Linked DNA regions of Homo sapiens: region 1 is linked to region 2. The links are chromatin loops, found by intact Hi-C in ENCODE. Cell type or tissue: endothelial cell of umbilical vein. All regions are shown on one strand. Each heading gives the region's core, and the rest is flanking DNA. Links, peaks and the distances in the headings are about the cores only.

The links. Hi-C counts contacts between places; a loop is a spot of excess contacts. Peaks named below come from ENCODE experiments on the same cell type or tissue, not always from the same donor. Only the 100,000 strongest peaks of a DNase experiment are listed, where the experiment ranks them.
Region 1: it touches region 2 in a loop (6-fold over the local background); 1 of 110 quality-filtered maps calls a loop at or near these places.

What each region holds. Positions count from the first base shown.
Region 1 is chr10:91,899,035-91,904,414 of GRCh38, reverse strand. No RefSeq gene overlaps it. Among named protein-coding and RNA genes, the nearest start is that of FGFBP3-AS1, 6.4 kb to the left of the region's middle. In endothelial cell of umbilical vein, for the core only: no CTCF peak of the experiment used is centred there; a DNase peak (open chromatin) is centred at 2,444; H3K27ac peaks cover 1,982 bases.
Region 2 is chr10:90,928,687-90,934,066 of GRCh38, reverse strand. No RefSeq gene overlaps it. Among named protein-coding and RNA genes, the nearest start is that of ANKRD1, 10 kb to the right of the region's middle. RefSeq lists an enhancer at 3,150-3,803. In endothelial cell of umbilical vein, for the core only: no CTCF peak of the experiment used is centred there; DNase peaks (open chromatin) are centred at 2,636 and 3,536; H3K27ac peaks cover 4,896 bases.

The sequences.
Region 1 (5,380 bases), core at 87-5,086, 970 kb before region 2:
AGGAGTTCGAGACCAGCCTGACCAACATGGTGAAACCCCATCTCTACTAAAAATACAAAAATTAGCCAGGCATGGTGGCACGTGCCCGTAATCCCAGCTACTCAGGAGGCTGAGCCAGGAGAATAGCTTGAACTGGGGAGGCGGAGGTTGCAGTGAACCAAGATGGCACCACTACACTCCAGCCTGGGCAACAGAGGAGACTTCGTCTCAAAAAAAAAAAAAAAAGAAAAGAAAAGAAAATAGAATATAAAATGTCGGGCCGGGTGCGGTGGCTCACACCTGTAATCCCAGCCTTTGGGAAGCTGAGGCAGGCGGATCTCTTGAGGACAAGAGTTTGAGACCAGCCTGGCCAACAAGGTGAAACCCTGTCTGTACTTAAAATATAAAAATTCGCCTGTAATCCCAGCACTTTGGGAGGCTGAGGCAGGCGAATCACCTGAGGTCAGAAGTTCTAAACCAGCGTGACCAACATGGAGAAACCCCAACTTTACCAAAAATACAAAATTAGCTGGGCATGGTGGTGTATGCCTGTAATCCCAGCTACTCGGGAGGCTGAGGCAGGAGAATCACTTGAACCTGGGAGGCAGAGGTTGTGGTGAGCCAAGATCACGCCATTGCATTCCAGCCTGGGCAACAGAGCGAGACTGCAACAACAACAACAAAAAAAGTGGCCGGGCACGGTGGCTCATGGCTCACGCCTGTAATCCCACCACTTTGGGAGGCCGAGACGGGCAGATCACCTGAGCTCAGGAGTTTGAGACCAGCCTGGCCAAGTGGTGAAATCCCGTCTCTACCAAAAATATAAAAATTAGCTGGGCGTGGTGATGGGGGCTTGTAGTCCCAGCTACTCAGGAGGCTGAGGCAGGAGAATCACTTGAACTGGGGAGGTGGAGGTTGCAGTGAGCTGAGATAGTGCCACTGCACTCCAGCCTGGGCGACAAGAGTGAAACTCCGTTTCAAAAAAAAAAAAAAAAAAAAGAATATAAAATGTTGGCCTGGCACGGTGGCTCATGTCTGTAATTCCAGCACTTTGGAAGGCCAGGGCGGGCAGATCGCTTGAGCCCGGGAATTCGAGACCAGCCTAGACAACACGGCAAAACCCTGTATCTACAAAAAATTTAAGAAAAAAAAAAAAAAAAACTTTTGCCAGGCGCGGTGGCTCACGCCTGTAATCCCAGCACTTTGGGAGGCCGAGGCTGGCGGATCACGAGGTCAGGAGATCGAGACCATCCTGGCTAACACGGTGAAACCCCATCTCTACTAACAATACAAAAAATTAGCCAGGCTTGGTGGCGGGCGCCTGTAGTCCCAGTTTCTCAGGAGGCTGAGGCAGGAGAATGGCATGAACCTGGGAGGCGGAGCTTGCAGTGAGCCGAGATCACGCCACTGTGCTCCAGCCTGGGTGAAAGAGCAAGACTCCGTCTCAAAAAGAAAAAAAAAAGGAAAAAAAAACACTTTTGCACTAAAGGAACATAGGACATATCAAAATTTGTCTATTGTAGCTAAAGCATTACTTAGAGATAAATATAGAGCATTAAATGCACATATTAGAGAAGGTAGTGGCAGAGCTAGAACAGAAGCCAGCTCTCCCCAGGCTTTCTACGATACAGCATTGCAGGCGTTTCAGGATGAGAGTTTCTTCACGGCTCTTGGTGGTAAACTGCCAGTTATTCACCCCAAATCTAGTCTCACCTTTTTTTCCCTGAGTGCATGCCACCTAGCCAGATACATTTTCTAGCCTTTCTTGCAGAGAGGTGTGATAAAAATGACCAAATTTTTTCCAAATGCAACTTCAATTTCAATGTGCTTTAAAAGATATTGCTTGCCTTGAACTTTCCTTTCTCCTCTCTAAGAGGTGGGACTTAGATGCTCTTGCAATTCAACTTTAACCATGCAGAGGAATACATTACCCTAGAGGATGACAGTGTAACAAGATGGAAGGAATCTGAGTTCCTGAACAACCTGGTGGAAAACTGCCTCACCACTCTGCATAGGCTAGACCTTTATATGAGAGAAAAACAAAATGTACAATAAATACTCATTATTTGTGGATTCTGTATTTGTGATTTTCCCTACTTGCTAAAATTTATTGGTAACTCCAAAAGCAATACTCATTGTGCCTTTGCAATCATTGGTGGATACACACCTGCAGAGAGTGGTGAAAAATTTGTCATCCAACATGCTTGTTCCCAGCTGAGGTCAAAGAAGGCATCACTCTGCCTTTTTGCTTCAGTTCTAATACTGTAAATAAGTCTCTTTATCATGGTTTATTTAGAGCCACATTTTTTGCACTTTTGTGCTCTTTGTTAGTAATTTCTCAGTTTAAAATGGCCCCCAAACACAGTGCTAAAGTGTTATCTTGTGTTCCTAAGCACAGGAAACTGTGATGTGCTTTAAAGAGAAAATACATGTGTTGCTAAACTTCCTTCAGGCATGAGTCACAGGCATGAGTCACAGTGTTCAACGTTAACGAGTCAACAGTATATATTAAGTAAGGTGTCCTTAAACAGAAAAACCCATAAAACAAATTGTGATTGAATGGTTGATGAAAAATGTTGTGACCAAAGGCTCATAGGAACCTAATCTTCTATATTCCCCAGGAGCAGTGGTTCTGTATTTGCTAAGTCAGTGTTCACACTGACTTTACAGAACATCACTACTGCAAATAGTGAGATTCAACTGTATTTCTTATTTAAGCCCCTGTATTCTGAGATTATCATTTACCTTAACTAATATAAGATTCTAGTGCAGTTCCTGTTAGTCAAAAATACTGTATTTATTGATTCTAAGGTATACTTTGTATCATCAGTGTCCCCATACTGCACACTCAGAAGGGGGTAACTGGAGTTTAATGAAGAAACTATTTACAAGAGTATAGAATAAGGGACTGTACTGGGGTGAATAGGCCTCCAAAGATCCACATCCTTCTCAGAACCCCAAAATGTGACCTTATATTGAAATAGGGTCTTTGTAATTAATTAAGATCAGGTCATACTAAAGCAGGGTAAGCCCCAAATCCATTTTTGACTGGAGTCCTTATAAGAAGAGAAAAGACACAGAGGGGGAAGGCCACGTGAAGAAGGAGGCAGATACTGCAATTATGTATCTACAAGCTGATTAATGCCACAAATTGCCAGCAACCACCAGGACCAGAATAGTCTTAGGAAGGAGTCTTCCCTAGTCTTCATGCAGAGAGAGCATGGCCTTGCTGGCAGCTTGATTCCAGGCTTCTAACCTCCAGAACTGTGAGAGGATAAATTTCCCTTGGTTTAAGCCATGTGGATTGTGGTACTTTGTTAAGGCAGCCCTAGGAAACTAATTCAGGGGCTAATAAGTCACAGTGGGACACCTCGGACTGTAATAGGGAGATGATATTATCAGCCCTGGACCCAAAGCGGGAAGGGCAGGAGTGGCTTCCAGAACCCAGAGAAAGAGAGAGAGATCAAACTCAGAACTGTGGGGGAAAGGGTCTCTCAACAGGAACTATAGTCTTAGGTACCTAAAATGTAACCATTGTCAAAACCTTGGTCTATAGGGAGGGACCCAAGAGAATAAATACCTTAAGCTCTCTCTCCAGCTACCCTCCGACCTTCTGTTTCCCCTTTCCATGGACTGAACCTGATTAGAAGCCAGAGACAAGGGCATCTGGGTGCTACAGTGCTTAGTGGTCAACCTTCTGGGCCCAGAGCAGGGTAGATGGAGAAGGGTGGAGAGTGCATCTGTAGGAACAAAGACTATTCGGCACATGTTTTCTCCCTCACATTTACATCTGAGGTCATCTTATAATCAATGGCATGTCATCGTTTAATTGGTAGTATCTTTGTTTTTTGTTTTGATACAGAGTCTCACTTGCTCACCCAGGCTGGAGTGCAATGGCGCAATCTCGACTCACTGCAACCTCGGCCTCCCGGGTTCAAGCGATTCTTGTGCCTTAGCCTCCCAAGTAGCTGGGACTTCAGGCATACGCCACCATGCTCGGTTAATTTTTGTATTTTTAGGAGAGATGGGATTTTGCCATGTTGGCCAGGCTGGTCTTAAACTCCTGACCTCAAGTGATCTGCCTGCCTTGGCCTCCCAAAGTGCTGGGATTACAGGTGTGAGCCACCACACTCGGCCAATATCTTTTTACTTCTTAGTGCTACATTAAAAATGGCATGTATTATAACTGATAGAGTCTCAGGCTCAATAAAATACATTAATAAAAGTAATGTTGGTTATTCAGGATTGACAGAAATATAGACATATGAGACCCTGTTCTTTGTGTCCTGTCCAGGGAAGGGAACAGGAGTAATAAGTGAAGAATATTAACAGTGCAACTCAGATGACAAATGAATACTTTACAACTGAGTATGTACAGGTTTGGCTGATCTGTTGAGGACTGGACCAGAGGGTGTGCCCATGGCCCATAGCATGAATATGACACTGGACCAGTATCACTGCTGCTCATTTCTGGTCAGACTATAGCATTATGTCCCATTCTAGGGCAAAGAGAAATATAGAAACTCTGAAGAGTATTCATAGGAAAGCCACAAAGATGTAATGTCTTTGAGGAAAGGTATATCGCAGTGGGCCCTCTAGGAATCAGCTGGCAGGAGGTACAGGGGGAAATGAATGTAGGGGGGAAAGGGAAGAGGGAGAGAACCTGAGTCAGGTGCAGGGCAAGTAGGAGGAAGGAGGATAGGGTAGGAAGAAACTTAGCTCTGTGCAGCTCAGAAAATCTCAGCTGTGCTAGTGGGGACACCCAGAACAGAGACTGCTCATTGGAGGAGGCTCACATTGGACAGGCCTCATTGGACAGGAATGACCTGGTTCTAGATCTCCCATGAGCACAGTCATTGGCTGGGAGTGTCCCAAAGAGACTATGCTCTTGGTGAGAATACTGTGGTGGATTCTGAAGTTGCTGCTGCCGGACATGGTCAGCTAGCTACACTCCTCACAGAGGCACTCGCTCAAAGGGAGATTTGAGCAGTGTACTCCCCAGCGCACTCCCCATAGCTACCACAAATTATTAAAAACAGACTAAAGCTTTGGTTTGGCTGGGGCATTATTTGGGTGTTTTTTCCTCCCATTATCATAAAAATGATTATAGGCAAATTCTACTAAGAGTATGCGTGATGGAGACCAACATGCCTGAGTTCAAATCTTGGTATTACCACTACCCAGCTCTGTGACCTTGGACAATTCATTTCATCTTTTTGAGCCTCAGTTTTCTTATCTGTAACGTAGAGTTGTTGAGAGGATTAAAAGAGATGCTCATGTAAAGCTCAATGTCTGGCATGTTGTAAGCATGTAATAAATACATCGTTAGGGCTCCAATTTCCTTTAGTATACCAATAAAGACATCTAAAGGTAATTTTCAGTCTTAAAGAGCACATATGCA
Region 2 (5,380 bases), core at 157-5,156:
CATTGTCACCATGAACTCCTGGGCTTGAGTGATCCCCCTCCCACCTCAGCATCTCGAGTAGCAGGGACTACAGGCATGCACCACCATACTCAGCTAATATTTTATTTTATCTTACTTTTTGTAGAGATGAGGTTTCACCATGTTGCCCAAGTTGGTCTTGAACTTCTGGCCTCAAAGGATCCTCCAGCTCAACTACCCAAAGCTCCAAGACTACAGGTGTAAGCCACTGTGCCTGGCCAGCACCTTACTTTTGCTAGAAATTTTATCTTACCTGTGAGAAGCTGTAAGCTGTATCCTCACTGTCTTGCCTAAAACGTGGTAGATATGAGTTGAAATGAAGTAACTGGTTTTATTTCTGTCTGCGTTTCCATTTCTGTCAGGAAAGGGTTCAATTTTTGGCATAAATTCCTTTCCTGGATTTATGCCCACAGTCCTGGAAGAGTTTAGCTATCAATCCCCCAAAATTTGATTGATTTGTCATTTTCTGATGCTGGAATGGGTTTGTTAGAGGAAATTTATGGACACGTTACCCTAACTGGCAAGAGCCTTGAGTGTGGAGGATTTCCTGAAGAGACACTCCAAGAACCTTCTGTGGCTTTTTGTTTTTCCTTTGGATGTGGTATGATTTTTATGGTCTATTTGTTATAATGCTTCCCTGACGTAAAATACTCATACAGCATAAATAACCTCTCCCTGAAATACTTAGAAACTTTCCAATCTGGAAGTCTGAGCTTAAGCTCCCTGCTTTAAATACACTACAGACAAATTATCCACTGGAAGAGACAGCAAGTTCCTATCAGGCCAAAACAGTACTTTTTACTATATTTACCCATTCTTAGGATGCCTAAGTACACAGACTTGGTGTTTATATATTTCGATGCTATGTTGTTTATTGCACAAAAATTAATTATTAGTATAACTTCTTGTTGGATTATGTCTTTCAGTCTTCTTTGTCCCATTTAGTGCTTTTTGCTTTGAATTTGATTTTGTCTGGCACTGATACTGTCCCTTCTGCATATTTTGGTAGCATTTACATGGTGTCCCTTTGTCTATCCCTTTATTTTCAACCGTCCAGTGTCATCCTGGTATATCTCTTATAAATGGCATAGACTTTTATTGTTTGTATTGTTTTACATCATATAAGAGTATCTTTCTAAGAAAATTCATTTTTCTTTCATTTTTAGGGTTCCAGTTCCTCCCCCCAAAAAATTTACTATCTTAACCATTTTAAGAGTATATTTCAATTGTATTAAATGCATTCATAGTGTGCATCCACCACCATTATCCATGTCCATAACTCTTTTCACTTTGTAAAACTGAAATTCTAAACTCTTATAACTTTCTATTTCCCCCTCCCTCCGGCTCCTGGCAATCATCACTCTACTTTCTGTCTCTATGATTTCGAATGCTCTAAGTACCTCATGTAAGTGGAATCATACAGTATTTGTCTTTTTGGTTTATTTCACTTAGCATAATGCCCTCAAGGTTCATCCATGTAGTAGCATATGTCAGCATTTCCTTCCTTTTTAAGGCTGAATAATATTCTATTGTGTGTAAATACCACATTTTGCTTGTTCATTCATCTGTCAATGAACACTTGGGTTTCTTCCATACTTTGGCTATTGTGAATAATGGTGCTATGAATATGGGTGTGCAAATATCTGTTCAAGACTCTGCTTTCAATTCTTTTGGGTATACACCCAGAAGCGGAATTGTTGGATTTTAAGAATATCTGTCTCTTTCTTTCTTTCTCTCTTTCTCTTTTTCTTTCTTTTTAAAGATGGAGTCTCGCACTGTTGCCCAGGAGGGAATGCAGTGGTGCGATCTCGACTCACTGCAAGCTCCACCTCCCGGATTCACGCCATTCTTCTGCCTCAGCCTCTCGAGTAGCTGGGGCTACAGGCACCTGCCACCACGCCCGGCTATTTTTTTGTATTTTTAGTAGAGTTGGGGTTTCACCGTGTTAGCCAGGATGGTCTCGATCTCTTGATCTTGTGATTCACCTGCCTCAGCCTCCCAAAGTGCTGGCATTACAGGCGTGAGCCGCCGCACCCGGCCATTATCTGTCTTTCAAAAGAGGCATTTAACTCATTCATATTTATTGATTTGGGTATATTCTGGCCACTTTCATATTTTATACTTATTTATTTACTGACATGTTCAGCAAATATTTTCTCCACATTTTTGTTGTTTCTCTGATGCAGGGTCTTTGAAAATTACAGATGAGTTGTGGTTGTAACCATGGTGATGAGGAATAACAGAAATACAGTTTTTGATGCCATGTCTTGAAAAAAGCATATTTGTCTTGAAGTTAACAGTGTCAGAAGTTGGTAAAGCCTCTTAGTAGTGATTGCCAAAGGGGTCACGCTTAGTTGTAAAGGCATTTAACTGCAACAAAGGTGCTGTGGACTTGGAGTCATTCTGGACTTTGAATTGGCAACCCTCACCCCCCAAGATACACACACATACATGCACACACACACACTTGCTATGAGACCTTGACTATTTAACCTCCACACTCACTGGTTTCCTCATTTGTATAAATGCCAGAGTGACTGAGGGGATTAACTGGAGCAACATGGGAAAGCACTCTCCACAATTCTAGGCTTATTGCAGTGTCTTAACAATGTCTGCATAAAAATAACACATCTCTCTTGGTTTGTGGTTTGTTTCCTTTTCAGAACTGGGGTCTGGTTGGTATGCAGGAAAAGAAGGCATGTGAGCTATGTTATCTGCTTGTCATCACAAGAGTAACAAAGTGGCAGGCCATGGATTGAAACACATCCGGAGCATTGGGGTGGGCCTTGGAATTCCACAGTGAAGACTCCTAGATAAGGAAATGCCAAGGGTGGGGGCTGCTGAAAGCACTGGCTTCCGCTGGGCAGCCACAAGGTTCTTTTGGGAAGGCGGATGAGGAGGGAATGTGGCTTCCAGAGCCACCAAATAAGGAAGGACATCATCTTTCTCCACTTCATCCAAGTGTGAATGTCAGCAACCAGAGTCACTTACTCCACGCCTTCTCACTACCCACTAAATGTGATATTGGAAGGACCTAGGACAAGCGCTGAGCAAAGTGGCACAGTCAGGAAATTCTTATGGACAAATCAAACATTCCTTTAATTTTTCAATATGATTTCTAACCTCTATTTTTTTTCCTTTTCCTTCTTTTACCATACAGAACTTATCTGGAAAAGAGGACAGCTGTCTTTTGAAGGCAGGAGTTGCTTTAAACATCCCCAAGCTCTTGTAATCACAGCCCCGCCGCCCCTGCCCAGTGAGATTTGTCCAGGGTGGTGGGTCTGATCTGTAACTAACCCAAACTGATTCCCTGGGGAGCCATTCAGTTGTGCCTCCAGAAGTCATTTCCTTGCCAAACATTCCTTTTCAGGGAGAGGACCTTTTCATCCCCTGGTAAACAATCCCCAGCCTGCACAGAGCAGAGAAGGGTGCCTGTCCCTCTCCTCATTCTCCACTTAGTCCTGAGCTGATTCCAACCCCAGAGGCGTCAGTCTGCTCTATAAATTCCTTTGTGAAACCTGAGAGCCTTGGCTCTGAAGGAGAGCAAAGATCTTGGAGGGGTTACAGTTCCCCTCCTCCCTAAAAGATCTGCTTGTGTTGGCAGCAAAAGAGTATGTTTTTGCAAACAGGCTCTTCCCTTTCTTATGAGAATTCAGTTTAGAAGCACTGCCAGGCTCCTTCTCAGTGGGAATAAGATCACCTCCCTTGCAGGTCTGCACTGGAAAGAGATGACATGCCTGAGGGGATTATTCTAGCTAAAAGACTCTGAGCCTCTTTCTCAACCAGTCACTATTAGAAGGGGCATGGTTGCCAGGAGGCAAGGAGAGCTAACAAGTCCTCAGCCCTGAGGTGCGTAGGCCAGCTCTTTAGTTTCAATCACTGTGGTTTTTAAAATCGGGGGATGGAAGGGAGGAAGGTAGGAGGGAAGGAAGGAAGAGAAGAAAGAAGGGTGAGAGGAAGCAAAGAGGGAGGAAAGAAGAAAAGAGACATTGAAAGAAAGTGAGAAAAGAAAGATAAAAAGAAAAAGAGGAGAAAATAAAGAAACCTTCGGTTCATTGGCCTTCAGCTGGACCATGACCTCGCACACCCACCCTGGTACCCTCCTCCTCCTCCATCAGCCTCCCAGAGCATTTGTGCTTCATTCATATTTTAGCCATTTCTTAATATACATGTTTCCTTAACCCTGGAATTTGGAAATGAGATAATAAATCATCAACTAGTAGAATCTTAGAAAACTCGTCTTTTCAAAAACAGTATATTATTTTGGTGCCATTAAAGAAAATCAAATGAAGAAAGCAGTCAGCTCTTGCCTAATTGTAAGACCTTCAATCTCACCATTTGCATCATAATATTAAGTGGGTTCTAATGGATCTCATAATCCCTGAGGTTTCACATATATTCAAGCTTTCCCTTGTATACATAGGATGGCTGAACCAGTGCGAGCTGACGGATGCCTACATTTTTATACTCTCATCAGAAACATCTCCATGCCATTTCCAGATCGATCGTGGTGGGTGGGGACATGGGTAAGACATTCTGGCTGGGTGAGTCTTCTCTACCTAATCTTCTGCCCAGCTGCCTGCACCAAAAGCAGGTGCAGCTGAGAGGGCACTGTCCACAGGAGCCTTATTCTGTAGCATTCCTGTGGCTCTAGGGAAGCCTCTGAAAAACACTGATGTCAGGGTGGTGTGCCAGCAGACTTGCCCACTTCTTGGCTTCTGTCCCTTCCCTCCCTCTGACCCCATGCTGGGGCCACCTCCTTTTTTGCTTTCCGTTTAAACACGTTTTTACTGAGTGCCTACTATGTGCTGGGGACTGCTCTCAGCACTTGGTCTACATCAGTGGGAGAAACAAACATCTCTTGCTTCGTGAAACTTACGTGCTAGGGTGTCTGTTTTACTAAAATGTTTTATTCATGTTTAAATTTTGAGATATACAGAAAGTTGAATGAATAGTAGAATGAGCACTGTCACCTAGATTCGCTAATTGTTAATATTTTACAGTTGTACTCTCTCTCATCTTTCTCTCTTTCTACACACATGCATACCTCTTTTGCTGAACCATTTGAAAGCATCATAGGTCATTCCTACATACTTCAGAATACATCTCCTAACAATAAGGACATTCTCCTCCATTACCACAAAACCATCATCATGCATAAGAAAATCATCACTCAGTTAATAATATTGTCTAAAATACCTTCCATACTTCTCCAGTTGTCCTCAAAATGTATTTTACAGCTTTTGTGTCTTGAATTACAGGATCCCACCAAGGTTCATGCTCTTTCTTCTCTTTTAATCAAAGAGAGAACAATTCCTCACTTCTTTTTTGTTTTGTTTTTCTAGTCATTTACCTTTTTGAA